2 separate regions of the Mus musculus genome follow, and region 1 is linked to region 2. The links are chromatin loops, found by intact Hi-C in ENCODE. Cell type or tissue: left cerebral cortex. All regions are shown on one strand. Each heading gives the region's core, and the rest is flanking DNA. Links, peaks and the distances in the headings are about the cores only. Region 1 has its middle 250 kb from the start of Gm32266. Region 2 overlaps Sema3d (sema domain, immunoglobulin domain (Ig), short basic domain, secreted, (semaphorin) 3D).

Region 1 (8,353 bases), core at 162-8,161, 1.9 Mb after region 2:
GTCATTCAAGTGGACTTGTTTTCAAGGCTTGCATGAGGAGGTTTAGCACTGTGAGAGGCTAGGAAAGGCAATTGATGAAGGTACAGTCTCAGTGTAAGTTGAAAGCCCAGGACTGAAGGGATCAGGCAAAGAAATTGAGGGTTGGCACCATGAAGGGAACCTATAAGAAGGTATTGTTGAAAGTGCAACCTAGTTTTATAAGAAAATCCCAGCATTTTTGGAGATGCCAGTACTGTAGGATGATCACCAAGAACAGCAACAGCAATGGAGTGGAGTCATTCTGGGCCAAGAGTGCTACAGATAGCAGAGTTGGAGAAGTGGCCTAACACCTTTGAAGGAGCCCAGTAGATCATATGTGGGTCCTAGACGTTGGAAGAAGAGGCTATGAAGTTAAAGTTGCCGTGGAGATCCCAAGAAGTTTGAGATGCCAGAGATGATGGGGACAGCTGCTAACAGAGTGTGGAACCAGACCAAGAGAAAGAATTGTGTTTCAGTCACCAAAGCTGAAAATAGTTGGACATCAGACATGGAGACTTATAGTTCAGAGTTTTCCCAGCTCTCTTTTGATCTTGCTGTTGTTCAATATTTCCTTACTATGATATTTTGGAATAGTAATGTATATTCTATGATGTTCAAAGTTTGTGATCTGAATTTTGATTTTGATTTTATGAGGGACTACAATAAAAAGATCTCATGAATCTTGGAAGAGACTTTGAATTCTAAAGCTTTTATCAGTCAGGGGATACAGAAAGCCACTACTGATATTAAAGATAAAATATGTAATATCAAAATTATAATAATCATAATAGCACTATTGAGCCAATTTCAATGAAGTCATTTAGCTTTTCATTTTCTGCTTCTATTTTCTAGCCATCTAAAAGACCACTGTATATGTTTCTAATGCCTTGTATTATGGTATTTTCCTTCTCTAACTTGCTTCTTGAAGGCTTAGCAAGTGACTTACCAAATCTAATGGCATCTCAGTTTGTCTACAACTGACATGATTTCTTTGTCCCTGTAGTTGTGCCATGCATTTGAGTGCAAAATTGTGTTTTTAACAAATTTTCAATTCTTAGATTTACCAACGAAGACTTAAGAGCCAGATGCTGGGGTGAAAATCTGCTAACTCAAATAAGCAGAGAAAATATCCAGCTGACTTTCCTCCACAGCAAACATCCTCAAAAGGCATTTGTTCTCCACACCATCTCCAAACTCCTTCCAAATCAATGGCCCTCCTTGGTACTATTTGACTCTCTATCCATACTCCTGAGCTACTATTACTTTCTATATTGTTCCATATATTCATTCTCAGTCAGCTGGTTGCTCTCTTTGCCTCTTGCTCTATGGTGTACTTTATATAATCTTGTGTACAGTATACCTAAGGCTCTTAGATTAATGATGTGTGCTAAGGCTGAGACACAGAACAAGAAATGGATTTTTTCCAATAAGTAGCATAATCTTGGGATTCACAGCATTATCAAATATCCTGAAACAAAAATTCACATACAAATAAATATATGACACATTTCTTGATCTGGGTTACTTCACTGAATTTATAATGTTTTCCATGGTAGGAGCAAAAACAGGATTCAATGCTGTATTTACTATTCTTATTCTACTAAAGATCCATAATATACCACTGTCTTCTAAATTTGTATTTGTCTACTCATAGCTCACAGAACTCATCAAAGAAGTTGCTGTGGACAACACAGAAAATTACAACTGGTTAAAGTGCATAACAAGGTTGTTAATAGCAGCTAACACCATAGAGAGTTCTGCAACAAACAGAATATCTATATATCCAAACTAAAGTCCAGGAATCATTATGGAATAAAGGGGGAAAGATTGTAAGTGCTAAAGGCTGGGGAACACTGGAGCAAAATAGGGTATTCTGGACATAACAGGATTGTAGCATTCTGGAAATCCTACAAGTTGTCTGCATAAGATCAAGCAAGTCAACATTCTAGCATGGAAAGAAGCTCCCAACCTTAACTATAGGTATGGGAACTTGGTGGCTTCAGTGGGTGGATAAGTTTCCTTTAAGGGTGTGCACCCTTGTAGGTCAACTATGATCTAGTGAAGGACTATGGTAGTTTGAATATGCATAGCCCAGGGAGTTGCACTATGTGGAGGTGTGGCCTTCTTTGGCGGAAGTGTGTCACTGTGGGCATGGCCTTTAAGACCCTCCTCCATTTGTCTCCCTGCAGCCTGCAGATGAAGTAGAACTCTAAGCTTCTCCTGAACCATGCCTGCCTGGACGCTGTCATACTCTTGTGTTGATGATAATGGACTGAACCTCTGATCCTGTAAGCCAGGCCCAATTAAATATTAGAATTGCCTTGGTCATGGTGCCTGTTCTCAGCAATAAATCCCTAACTAAAACGATGACCCTGTACATGGAAGTATGTGGGAAGCACATATTGGTCTCATTAGTGGGTTACTAATAAATTAAGACAGAGTATATGAAATTTTAACATGTGGAATAGATATAGCAGGAGTCAGGAGTAAATATTATAAATGTGAATTAATTATACTAGTTATAGTTTATTTAATATATATTATTCACAATTTATTCTTAGTGGAAAAGCCATAGATTATCTTTTTCTTCCTTGTTTTTATTCATTATTTAATGTGTATTAAAATGACAAGAAGCAGATACAACAAGATCAACTAACAGGTCTTTCCCTCCAAGCCAGTGTTTAGCGAATTTGGCCATAGTACTTTTTTAACATTAATTTAATTTATTATTTGTTCATTCCACACATGCATTTTGTGAATTCTGATTACCTTCACTTCCCACTCTCTCCCATACACTGCTAACCCATTAACTCCTCTATATTCTTATGACATTATCAAAACATTTCAAAATATACTCTGTACTAAAATTCTGCACAATGTCTACATGTTTCCTGAATTGGAAATCGTAACTTTCTACTTCAACAACTATCATACCAGTACAAACAAACAAAGATCTGCTCTACTGGCCACTGCACTGCAGAAGGTTATAATTTGAATGTAGATACTACAGAGAGAAAACTTCCATCTATGGGTTTTGGTAAAGCTTTTGATGAACTAAGTTTACCAGAAGTAAGTGTAAATGGGCTCTACTAAACAAAGTGGGAAGATCTGAGCACAGAGAGCTAAACTCAACCCTCTTGAATAAGCAAGCAAATAGATCCAAAGAGAAATGTAAACAACTGTAAGTGTATGTGTGCATCAAGTATAAAATCTTTGTGTCTCAAAATGTCCATTTTCCTCCTAAGAGAACAAAAGTTGTGTAAGGTTTAGCTTTCATTACAGTTGCTCATCTGTGGTGTGATTTGAGGGCTCCATCTCCATACAGCCAGCACAGTAGTCCTAAACCTAGCTTTCACACACAGGAGATTTACATTTAATCTCTCAAATCCATTTGCTACTCCAGAGCTTGGCCAGAGCTGAGACTGCTACAGACTCAGTATCTCAGAGTCTATGGAGAGAACATTTGGACCACAGATGACTTCACTGACCCCCCACTGATAGAGAACCATTCTATATTTGCCTGACAATTGTATTCAACAGTTTAAAGAGAACTGACAAACCTCAGAGCAGCTCTGCTCCCTCACAGGAAGTTGTCACTTAAATATGAAAATCTTTTTTAGCCATAGCCAAGCATTTCAAGTGCAAGTGAGACCTTGACATCCATTCTGCTTGATCTGTAGTTTGAAGTGGGCTGTTTTGATAATGTGCTTGTGGCCTTTGTAATGTATGTTATGGCGTTTTTATTCTACTCTTTAATACCATTGTACCTAGAAATGTGAAATAGTTGAAATAGTTATTTTCGTCATAGGATTAACTTTCAACATCTGCCAATAATGGATTGGGTTCTTGGGTTCAGACTTTTGTCTGTCTGAATTATCAGCGTTTCTGCCTTACTGTTTAGTCTTTCACTAATGCTCTGACAGTGTTGATGGGCTGTAGTGACGGTGACAGGCTACAGAACAGTTCTAATGTTTATTCCATCCTAAGAACTCATATGGATAGGTGCATTGAAAGAGCCTTTTCTCCAGGGAATATATAATCTTTTTTTATAATCAAAATATTTCTTGTGAAAGAATGTAAAGTCAGACCAAGAGCTTTGATCTTGATAATAGAATGTTAAAAGATATAAAATGCCACAATGCTTTTGACAAATAGAAGCACAAGGTAGAGCTTTGAATAAATGGTTTTAATATCATTTATATTGTTTGTTAGCCCTGACTTAACCTAATTATTACGGTCTATATTTTCAGGAAAGTTTGTACAAAAGGTCTTTGTTATCTACCCAGCTGTGTTCAATGACAGCTAATTATGTGTTTGCACCTGAGCTAGTGAGCACTTCTTAGTGAAGTTTGCCATCTTGTGGCAAGTCTGCTAAGACAGAAACATCAGAAAGCTATTAATGACTTTCAGAACTCAAGAGTTTGTTTTTTAGTAAGTCATTAAAAGAATGTTTTATAAAATGTTTATCCAGAATATTTGAAAAATGACATCACCTTTTATCTCCCTTAGTAAGAATTAAATATCATAGATCTAATCTAATCCTAGCATAGTGTACACTGAAAGACAACACAAGTTCACAGTGCAAACTTCAGGAACAGTGTGCATGACTTCAAATCCCATTTGAACTTGTACCATTAGTAGATGAGCTTTTCACAGGATGTTGGAATTTTCTGATATGCAAAATGGAAACAAATTTATTTACTACTTTGATTTTACATGATAAATGTACTATGCAACACATTTGAAATAGTGTTATGGAAGCTAATATTTATGCAAGGCAGTCATTGGTGTTATGTGTTAAAGTATATAGGATTAACTTAGTTGTGAATAGTCTATGGTTGGTATATTTCAAGTAGAGATTCTGAAGAAAACATAAATATAGAGATAACAATACTTACCAGTTTGTGGTATTTATAATTTTCCAAGCATTACTGGAACACTTTCTAGCACTAAATGTATTTGACCCTAACAATGAAGGCACATGATCATCCTAGTTTTCAGATAAAGAAACAGAGGTACAAATGGAAGAATGAAAAAAATTAAATAACCATTATAAGTTACCTAACTCTAAGTAAGAGAGATGAGATTTGATCAGGATTCATCATAAAAATTACCTGTGTTGTCAACTGTTATTTATATTGCCTACTTGCATTACAGATATTTCAAAGAAATAGTATTAGATGTTGCAATGGCCGAAGAACAAATAAAAAATTAAAAGTTCTGTAGAATCACCTGCTTTCTATCTTATCTATTCAAGTCATGAGTCACTTTAACCTCTTCCCTTATTTTTTTTGTTGTTGCTGTTATATTCTAATTTTAAAATGAATTTTTAGAAGTTTCCCCAGGGAATGGAGAGATGGCGCAGTGGCTAAGAACACTTGTTTCTAGTTTGGTTCCAAAAAACTTGATGGCAGCACACAGTTGTCTGTAACTCTAGCCTCAGGGCTTCTGAAGTCATTTTCCAGTCTCCACTTGTAGTAGAGACAATATTTGGCATATATAAGTATATTCAGGCAAACACTCATGCACATATAATATAAATAAATCTTTTAAAATTTCCTATTATAAAACATACTAGAAATGTCTAAAATATTATGTGACTGTTTCTTCCTTTTTGACGTCTATAAACCTTTTAAAAATTGAATATAATATGATTGTTCTTTTTATAACTCTGTCAAGAAACACTATTTAAAGTTTCTGGAGTTAGTAAATAAACTGTAATATATTTAATCCACTGAAACTTTATGGTTGAACGTGTGAATATTTTCACACTGATGTCAAGACAATGAGCATAAAATTAAAGAATGAATTTCATTGACATTTCTCATGGAAATAAATTCACAATATAAACAAAGCAACAACAAAGCCCTTCCCATAAACACAGTTGCAGAGGGGCACTGTTTAGTAAGTTCTTACTAAATTTAGCATTGCCCATATTTCACATCTTAGGAAAAGCATGAGAGCTTTGTGATATGAGTTGCACACTCACTAGAGAAGAGTGAGTAGTGGGATAATAATCCCACTACTCCCGAGTCTGATAATATATCCTCAGTTGAATTATACATGAAAATTCTGTGCTTTCTTTATGACTTCTACAGCAAAATACATAATTTCTTGTGTTAGGAGAGTAAGAACGTACTAAATGTACTCTGCAACTGTGTTTATGGGAAGTGCTTTGTTGTTGCTCTGTTTTATATTGTGAATTTATTTCCATGAGAAATATCAATGAAATTCATTCTTTAATTTTAAAGTGAAAACAAAATATGGGAGTATTAAATAAGAAAAAAGTCTTTTCAAAATGGTCCTTTAAAGTCTTCCTTGAAAGGAAAACAAGAAAGTGAGCGGTTTGGGGGAATGAATTCATACATCAAAACACTAGGTACTTTTATCCTTCTGCTTACTAATATCATGGTCCTCAGTGAAACCTGAAGATATGCAGCAGAAATGTGTGCGTGAGAGTGATTTATCAGTCACCACAGGGGAATGGGCTTCAGTGCTACTAGGGGTTCCAAACAATGCAATGACTGTGTGGGAACAAAGGGGCAGTTTATACATTTGCTCCAAGGAGGGAAAATAACTGGAGAACATTGCTATGGTATCCATGACATTGACTGAGCCAGAACATCATAAAATGTGGTTAGGTGTTTCTTGAGATTAGTAAGATTTCCTTCGTGCCCTGCTGGAATGACAGATGGAATGAGATCAAGGCATCATTTTTAGTAGGTAGACATCTGCACACATTCTCTTTGTCAGGGGCTGGTTTGTGGCTGTTCATGCTTTCCCTTGCCACCTGCCTTTTGACCTCAATGTGTCTACTTCACACTTTACATCTGTGTGCTAACTCTGTAGGCCTCAAACTAACCTGCTTAGGAAGTGATTGAGAAATGGTGACTATGTTGGAGAATTTTACTGAACTGCAGTGAATAATTTCTAAAACTGTAAGCCTTGAATAAGGTAACAAATTTTCTCTTGCCTATTCATGAGGAGAACAGACATTAAGAATTAAAAAGACAAAGCTCTTTTGCTTTCTATCTATCACAAACCTAAATGAATGATATGATGGATAAAACTTCATTACCATTATTCATGAGTTATGAAAATATTTTTTAATCATATAATCCTTGAATTCAAAACTGAAGGTTGGTGAAATAATATATCTTGATATGTGGCTATGCATCTGTATAAACAATATGTTAATACCATGTTGCCAAATATTTTTTACTGTCATTTAACTGTATTTTTTTCTGGGGTCTTCTATAGAAAAGAGTTAATTCACTTGATGGGCATTTCTGGTGACTGACTTCTGCACTCAGGTCCTGCAACCTATTTAGAGAATTGACAGATGAGATAAGGATTACTAACAGAAGTAAAATAAAAGCCTTTCTGATATTTTTCACAAATCCAATAACTAATGTGTCTTCAAATGAATAGACATACACTGAGCTCATGTATATCCAGAATTTTCCCACTACACAAGAACTATTTTCCATTCTTTATTATTTTATGTTTATATGCTGTATTCATTTTACATATATATTATTCATAGATGATAACCAAAATGACACATACTTGGATCTGATATGCTTCTTGTGCAAAATAACTATGCGCCAAAGAAGCCCACAAAGAAGTATTCAGTGTCCATCAGCCCACAAATATGCCGTGGGACAAATCAGCATAGAAAGGCCATGCCAGGAAGAATGCAAGACAAATGCTAAGATGGTTAGGTACAAACAAATCTTTTAAATACATTTTTTCACGACTGGTAGAATCTTTTGGATTGGAAGCAGTACTGTCACTGATGATAAACTTAAGTACTAAAAGTGAATGTGATATTGTATGCAAGCATTTTAACCATTTGCTACATTTATTTATTTGTGTAACTGTTTCCCTCTCCTCTACCTCTGTCACACTTCCTCCTTTCCTTCTTCCAAATCAACGTTAAGATTCCATGGGTTATGGTGCTAATTTTTATAGGAATAAAGGAATAAATATCTATTTACCTCAGGTATAGTATGGACAACATATGGAAGAAATGATTCTACCCAAATCTGAACTGTACCAATGACTTTCTGAGTGTCATCCACAAGAGTGAAAATAAGAGATACTTACAGTATCATGGCAGTGAACTCAATGAAAGCCTCACCCCAACCTGAGAGATGAAGCGTCCCTCATCACTCAAGAGTTTCTGTGCCCCCATACGGTTGCTATTGTTTACAGAAACACGAGGACAGATATGGTGAGCATGGGTCTTCTGCAGTTTCTGAGCTTTTTCTTAGTTTGTCCATTCAAGAGAGAATGTTTTAATTCAGGAGAAATGACTTTACAAGTGTTCTAC
Region 2 (8,353 bases), core at 339-8,338:
TCAGTACCTAAAAGTGGTATCATTCCTACGTTTATTGCAGTAGTATTCAAAGTAGCAAAGATATGTATCCTGATTGACAGATGGATAATAATACACACATGAACACACACACCTCTGGAATGCTATTAGCCAAAAAGGGGAAAGTAGTTCTACAATATGTAGCATGAAAAAGCTTTTAGGATGACCTTGAGTAAGCAGGCTATTCCCAGAAAGTTTGTCACTTACTTACTATATAAGGTACTGAGGTACAATTCATAGAACCAAAGAACAATAAAGTGGCTATCAAGGCATAGGTAGAAGAGAATAAAGAGAGTTGGGGAAAAACTATGGGAACAACTTTTCAGGCAAGAAGTATGAGCTCTGCATGCCTGTTGTACAACGATTACCCTGTGCTGCATGGTATTGTTTTGCAACCATAAAAATTTAATAAGCCATAGTCAGATTCCTTGTTCTGTTCATAATAAAAATGAGAGAAATTAAAATGTGACTGTTAAAAAATTGTAATATTTGAAAAAATTATTTCCACAGGTGATAATGTTTTAAGATTTAATTATTGTGCTTAAAAGGATGGACCATCAAGACTACCATATCTGGGGATCCATCCCATAATCAGCCACCAAACGCAGACACCATTGCATACACTAGCAAGATTTTGCTGAAAGGACCCTGATATAGCTGTCTCTTGTGAGACTATGTCGGGGCCTAGCAAACACAGAAATGGATGCTCACAGTAAGCTATTGGACGGATCACAGGGCCCCCAATGGAGGAGCTAGAGAAAGTAACTAAGGAGCTAAAGGGGTCTGCAACCCTATTAAAAAAATAAAAAAAATAAAAAAAAACCCACAAAAATATCTCTAACTTGTAAGCCAGCTTTCCTAAGAACAGATAAACCTTTAAGCCCCACCTTCTCAAGGACAGGTAACTTCCTGAAATGCTCCAGGCTGTTCATATAAGATAACATACCACATGTTTTCACTTCTATAAATAACGTGGATTGCCCCCAACTGCCCACGATGTGCATGATCACATGTAGGATGGAGGTACACAGGCACAAAGCATATCAGGATGAATACTTGCCTTGGATTGGACAAATATGGGAAGTATGCAGTATTTTGGTGTTTCTCTTTATAAGCACTGAATTAACGTAATTCAGGGCCATTCTCTGGAAATCCTGGTATGGACCTATTAGGTGTCCATCATCCCAGACAATATTGAGTAAAACTTGCTTCAAACTTAGCTAAAAAGTTGTGGTAGTAATCTTATTCTTCCAAGATGGAATTAACAGATACAGTTAGCCTACAGCAGTACAAGGCCACCCTGGAATACATAAGGACTGGACCTCCAGACTAACCTAAGCATTAGTGTAGCTATTTTGATGGAAGTAGCTCATTAGGACATTCCCACCTGAAGGAAGGATTTTGGCCCATACAATGCAGGAAGCTCATAAAACTTATCAAGCTGTAGGAGCTCTGATGACTTAGCTGATCCATAAAGCCCCTCTCAGGGTTCAGTCAGCAGGAAAGAATTACTGGCCAAGAGAAGACTTAAGAAAAGCTACCTGCAAGTTTTCCCTGGAGCTCCAGAAATGTGGCTTTTTTAGTCATCACCATAAGGTGTGGCTGTCCATTAGTCACCCCAGCTCCTGAAAGTAACCTCTCACTCACGGAAGTGACACTACCAAACCTCCCTGATTCTGGAAGCTAGATGTAGATGTAAAAATTTCTGTGGTCTCTCAATGGGCTATCTCTGGTGCTTTCTCATTTTCTCCAGAAAGTTCTTGCAATGTTGGATTACATTAGACTAATTGGAAAGATTAAGGCCCTCTTTACAAAGACAAAACAGTAAGTAATATAAATATGTAGATATCCTTAAAAATAGTAAATATCTAATAATAAGACAGAACATCCCAGAAACAAATTTATATTGAGAAATAATGAGAGGAAAATACAAATAGTTGTAAAATAATACAAGTTTAATTATGCTATGTAACAGGAACCCAGGAAGAGAAGAAAGTTCTAGAACCAATTATTTTCCCTCTAAGAATAAACACGAAAAGTAAATACCAAGTACAATATATATCAATTGCAAACTTCATTTGATATTATTTTTAAATTTCATGGTGGAAATATTTAGAATAATATCTAAATAGATATACAGGACACTAACCTCCTTGATATTAAGTTTTGAAGAACCTTTCATTTACCATGCATATACAGAGGTGTGCACTTCAGGTATTTTTGTGCATCTATATGTGTGTGCATGTCTGCGTTCACATGTTTATCTGTGCTTCATCATGTGAAGGCCAGTATCAATGTGGTGTCTTCTTCGATTGTTGTATGTCTTATTTTGGAAGACAGTACCTCTCACTGATCCTGAAGCTCAGGCATTTGGATGGATTGGTTGGACAGAAAGCCCAAGAGATCTTCCTATCTCTTCCTCCACAGTGGGATCACGGGCATGCACTACAGCACCCACTGTGGGATCACGGGTGTGCACTTCAGCATCCAGCTTTTTATTCGATTTCTAGGCATCTAAACACTGGTCCTTCTGATTGCACAGCTACATGAAGCATCTCCCAAGCTCCTGCTTTGTTTTTTGGTTTTTTATTTTTAAGCAAATGCATAAATTCTAAAAAAAACATTCTACTTTTAATCATCTATCTTTAAATATGGTTTGTACCATTTGAAAATAATTTTGGACTAAGTCTTCCTCCTCTTCCTCATCTACTTTTTCCTTCTACTTGTAGCTCCCCTTTCATGCTAGTAAAGGGGCTGGTCTCAAGTTCAAAGTCTTACTACATGCCTCAGATTACTGTGCCCACGAGTATATGCCATCAACCTGTCTTGAACTAGAGGTTATTAAGAATTTCTTCCACTTTAAGGATAGTATATTATCTCAAATCTCAGCATAATAAAGGAAGACATATGCATATCAAGAAAATTGATCATTTAAATGAACCATTTTAAAGAATCAAGTCTTAAAAAAAAAGAGCCAGACACTAAGACACTTTAGAGATGTATGGAAGATATACACAGACATGTATGAACAAAACAATTTCTCAGTTGGCATTTTCATCCAATCTGTAAAATTTGCATTAAATACAACTAAATTGATATATCTGAGTTACATTTGTAATGCATCACAACATAGTCCAGTGTGTTCTTTAGTACTTAAAATTATCATTCAACATTCTTTAACTTCATTTGAATAATGGAAATACTAACATAGCACCATAAACAGATAATTGTTTCAAAATCAACAGCACATGTGGCTTTAAAAGTATCATAGTTGGTAATAATAGAATTAGGAATTGGATATGGAATTAGAAAAATACTTCAGGTTTTAGCTGGGTACATACCGTTCCAGGTCGGGGGTAAGGTATCCTTCCATCATATTGCACCCAGCGATGGTCAGCACTTTCCTTATGAGCATAGGGACCATTAAAGACTGCTCGGATATCAGCCATGCTGTACACACAGACAGCAGAGCCTTTGAAGATGGAGCTGAAAGAGAGGAAGATGACCCATTCATTCTCCTGCTGAACACATATCTGTACCTAAGAGATGTGTGGAAAATGTATCGCATACTGTTGTTGACAGGCACTGCAGAAATATGTGTTTGTGTCTTGAACGAGCTTATAGGCAAGTAATCCTGACTGACATGATGATGGTAACTACCTTACAGGTAGGGAAGGGAAGCCTACATCGGAAACGGGCTGCCAAATGGATTATCAGGAATCACCATGGAACAGGTAATGTCCACATTGACACCGAATTTTTAGTAGGAAACATTTGGTACAGTGGTTCTCAACCTTCTCAATGCCGTGACCGTTTAATATAGTTCTTCATGTGGTGGTGACACTCAACCATAAAATTATTTTTATTGCTACATCATAACTAATTTTTTTAGTTATTCATTATAATGTAAATATCTGATATGTAGAATATCTAATATGTGACCCCTGCGAGAGGGTCCTTTGACTCCCAAAGATATCATGACCCTCAGGTTAGGTAACATTGATCTAGAAAAACTATATTGTAGAAATGATTAGATATGATTCTTACTCACATATTGTTAATTTTGAAATCATTATACTTATAAAGCACTTAAATATAAAATTTACATTATGTTTAAAATATTTGGATACAAGAAAAACAGGATCATTTATCTGTCTTTTGAAATGTTTTATTATGTTTGATATTATTGTATTGTTTGTATATGACATGTAGTTCTGGGTGAATGGCAAATTTCATTATAATCTTCAAGTATGTGTTGAGGGGACAAAACTAATGGTGTTAGGTTTGTGTGGCAAGTGTGAATACTGACTGAGCCACCTTCCTTTCCATTATCCATCTATTCAAAGTGATTGCACATACCAGATTTTGACATTGAATATATTGCTCATATGATTTTGTTAAAATGATTTTTATTTTAGGAATTATGAATTATAGCCATCTACTTAATACGGAATATGATCACAACCCTGTGGTTTCAACAGGAATACTAAACAGGTAAAACTTCCACAGGAATTCTGAAATTCTACAAGACAGAGATGACAATCATTAGGACACGTCTGGCATTTCTTTCTTGCTATATTTCTGGAAAGCAAAATGCATTTCCTTTAAGGCTAAGACATTCTGCAAAGACTATTCTTAAAATTAAGATGAACCTTTCTGACCAAATGACATCATCCTGACTTTACACAAACAAACTAATCATTCTTTAGCATGAGAAGCTCAGTCATTAATATTCTTGGAATGATTATAAGTGAGAAACTTAAGAAGGCAATGGTAAGCATGTGTCTAGGAGGAAAGTGATATTGTGATAATAGTGATATATCTGCCTATTATATTTTAAAGAAATAATACACCATTATTAAAGGTTAATTACATTTTTTTCTTACTAGATAAGGGATATGACTTGAATTCCAAAATTACATCAGTCTTCATGGCAGCATTAAAAATAAAACAACAAAGAACACCAGGAACAAAGACGTGTAACTTCACACTCTGGGTGGGCAGAAACTTGATAGGAAAAGAAAAAAATTAAAGCACTATCTTGGGGCTCTGTCTCCCTTGCACATATCTAACATATCTAAATCTTGTGTGTGGAACACATTGACTTCAAAGCAAGATTTTGGATGGAAACAGGCCAAAAAAACTAAAGCTGAGACACTTGAACCACTACAGGCAATTGCTCCTCTTGCATCCTTTTGAAATGCATTGCACATGAAAAGAAAAATTGATTCCCAAAATGCAGCTCTTAAGCTGTCTTCTTAATGCCTGTATTAAAATATTTCCATCTTCAGTTTCATAATTAATCAAATACTATTTTATAATGTATTCTGAATCCATAGACAATTTCTCCTCATCTTGCTACAGAAAAAAAAATCTAAAAACTGCAATATTTTATTTAAAGGAAGATACCAGAGTCATTTCTTTCCTCGTCGATAGCAATACCTCAAAGTCCTCTAGTGCTAATGCCAATGCACAATGATAAAGAGTTATGGGAAGATATATGCAAAACTGAAGAGTGTTCCAGGCATTCAATGGAAGTGGCTGTGTACTTTTAACACACCAAACATTAGTCATCAAATTAAATAGGATGAAGACAGTAGAGAACACACCTTTAAAAGAAATTTGTGGGTACCTCTACAATCTCATTGAAGTCAAGGGAGAGCATCAGTGATATGTAATAGGACAAAAATCAGATGAGAATATAGGTAGGTGTAAAGACGAGGAAACTTTCAGACAGGCTTTGTTGATAGGAACTAGCAACTTATCCAACTTATCGTAAAGGGTAAGTTAGTGGAATTGTCAGAACAACCATGTCTACCTGTTCAAGTTCACAAAGGGGTACAGATAGGATAGTTTGCGATATGATAAGGTTCTAAGTCAAGAATGCGCTATCTTATGATGCACTACAGCCTTGTCAATGGATTCAGTCCTTGATTTATTTGTTTCCTTTGTACAACCTCTTTGGCCACACATATAGAAAGCATTGATTATGAGCATTACACATATATGCTTTTGGTATCTAACAATTTTATCCTGTGACTTCATTTTGGAGATATGCTTACTCATATGTGCAGTGGAGTGGCCAGAGGTCAGATGAGTCACTGAATCATGTCTAGGAAAAGTAGACTAAAAACAATACGGATGTTCAGGGGACTGGGTAAACATTATCTGTGGTAATTGGGATAGAGGCAACCATGCTGGTGTAAAAAGAACAAGCAGGAATAGATTTCTAAGAAAAAAAAAAAACAAGGTGAAATGATAAAGATATGTGTACTATGCAATTATGAAGGAAAATTTAAAAGAACCTCTAGCTATTGTAATAGTGTGAACATGAGGTATCCCTAACATGCTCTTGGTTTTAAATAACTGGCCCTAAGTAGGTAGTGCTATTTTGGGAGGTGGAACCTCACTGAAGAAAGTGTTTCCCTGGAAGTAGGCCTTGAAGATTACACCTCAACTCTGCTTCTGGCCGGGGTTTGCTTTGCTTTAAAATCTCAAGTGTGAGAAAGCTCCTAGAGCATTCCTGCTTTACCATAATAGATAAAATCTTCAGAGGGTGATTCATTTTTCTTATAAGTGTTCTCTGGGATATTCAGTCAGAGTGATAAGAAAAGTATCTAATATAACTATGCTAGTTTGGGGCTGAGTGTGTAGCTTACAGCATCTGTATTAGCCTATGACTACCAGGGAAACAAGCAAATAACTATTTGACTTATATGTAAGCAAGTTTTCAAGGAATAAATGCATTTTCTGTAGGGCAGAAGAGATGACTCAGGCAGGGTTAAAAGTGCTTGTTGCTTTTGCAGAGTATTAGAGCTCAGTTTCCCAACACCCACTTTAGGCAGTTGATAGCTGCCTGTAAATCAAATTCTAAAGTATCAGATGTCTGATTCTGGTCTTTATGGACATCCACACACAAGTTTCAATACCCACAGAAACAAAGACATAACCATCATACACACACACACACACACACACACACACACACACACAAACTGCTTTTTAAAGCTTGAAGTAAGAAAATACAGAATTGAGTGTCTTCAGACTAGCCAGCTGTGAGAGTTTGGCATAGTGCCAGAGAGCCTCATTATCTACCACAGACAAACCACATTCACTGTGGTGGCCTTTCTGGTGTGTCTCCAACTATTCAAACATGAGGTTAATTACTAATATGAATGTATTTAATAGATATGATCAAAAGACTCGATCATTTGATGTTAGGGAGATTATCTTCAATAATCTGGGTGGACTGAGTCAGGTCATAAGTTATACATATCGACAGATTGTGCTGTTGAAATCTTGGGCCACGCTGAGAATTCAACTTCCCTGCCTTTTCTCAGCAGCCTGCCTTTTGGATTCTGGAATTGCCTAGCAAAGTCTCATGGTCCTATACCCCAGTTCCTTACAATACAACTCTTCAGACATTTATAAAAAAAAAAAAACTTTAAGAAGAGCATTGTGGCCCTTCCGCTCGACTCGAGACTCGAGCCCCGGGCTACCTTGCCAGCAGAGTCTTGCCCAACACCCGCAAGGGCCCACACAGGACTCCCCACGGGACCCTAAGACCTCCGGTGAGTGGAACACAGCGCCTGCCCCAATCCAATCGCGCGGAACTTGAGACTGCGGTACATAGGGAAGCAGGCTACCCGGGCCTGATCTGGGGCACAAGTCCCTTCCGCTCGACTCGAGACTCGAGCCCCGGGCTACCTTGCCAGCAGAGTCTTGCCCAACACCCGCAAGGGCCCACACGGGACTCCCCACGGGACCCTGAGACCTCTGGTGAGTGGAACACAGCGCCTGCCCCAATCCAATCGCGCGGAACTTGAGACTGCAGTACATAGGGAAGCAGGCTACCCGGGCTTGATCTGGGGCACAAACTCCTTCCACTCCACTCGAGCCCCGGGATACCTTGCCAGCTGAGTCGCCTGACACCCGCAAGGGCCCACACAGGATTCCACACGTGACCCTAAGACCTCTAGTGAGTGGAACACAACTTCTGCCAGGAGTCTGGTTCGAACACCAGATATCTGGGTACCTGCCTTGCAAGAAGAGAGCTTGCCTGCAGAGAATACTCTGCCCACTGAAACTAAGGAGAGTGCTACCCTCCAGGTCTGCTCATAGAGGCTAACAGAGTCACCTGAAGAACAAGCTCTTAACAGTGACAACTAAAACAGCTAGCTTCAGAGATTACCAGATGGCGAAAGGCAAACGTAAGAATCCTACTAACAGAAATCAAGACCACTCACCATCATCAGAACGCAGCACTCCCACCCCACCTAGTCCTGGGCACCCCAACACAACCGAAAATCTAAACCCAGATTTAAAAACATTTCTC

The links. A loop is a pair of places that touch in the nucleus more often than their neighbours do. Peaks named below come from ENCODE experiments on the same cell type or tissue, not always from the same donor. Only the 100,000 strongest peaks of a DNase experiment are listed, where the experiment ranks them.
Region 1: a loop joins it to region 2, with 4 times the contacts of the local background. A loop is called at or near these places in 10 of 42 quality-filtered maps.

The regions. Positions count from the first base shown.
Region 1 is chr5:10,670,401-10,678,753 of GRCm38, reverse strand. No RefSeq gene overlaps it. Among named protein-coding and RNA genes, the nearest start is that of Gm32266, 250 kb to the left of the region's middle. In left cerebral cortex, for the core only: a CTCF peak has its summit at 4,382 (motif pointing left); a DNase peak (open chromatin) is centred at 4,370.
Region 2 is chr5:12,548,229-12,556,581 of GRCm38, reverse strand. Sema3d (sema domain, immunoglobulin domain (Ig), short basic domain, secreted, (semaphorin) 3D) reads right to left here. Exons shown (of 18, transcript NM_028882.4): 11 at 3,360-3,504. Among named protein-coding and RNA genes, the nearest start is that of Sema3d, 170 kb to the right of the region's middle. In left cerebral cortex, for the core only: no CTCF peak of the experiment used is centred there; no DNase peak of the experiment used is centred there.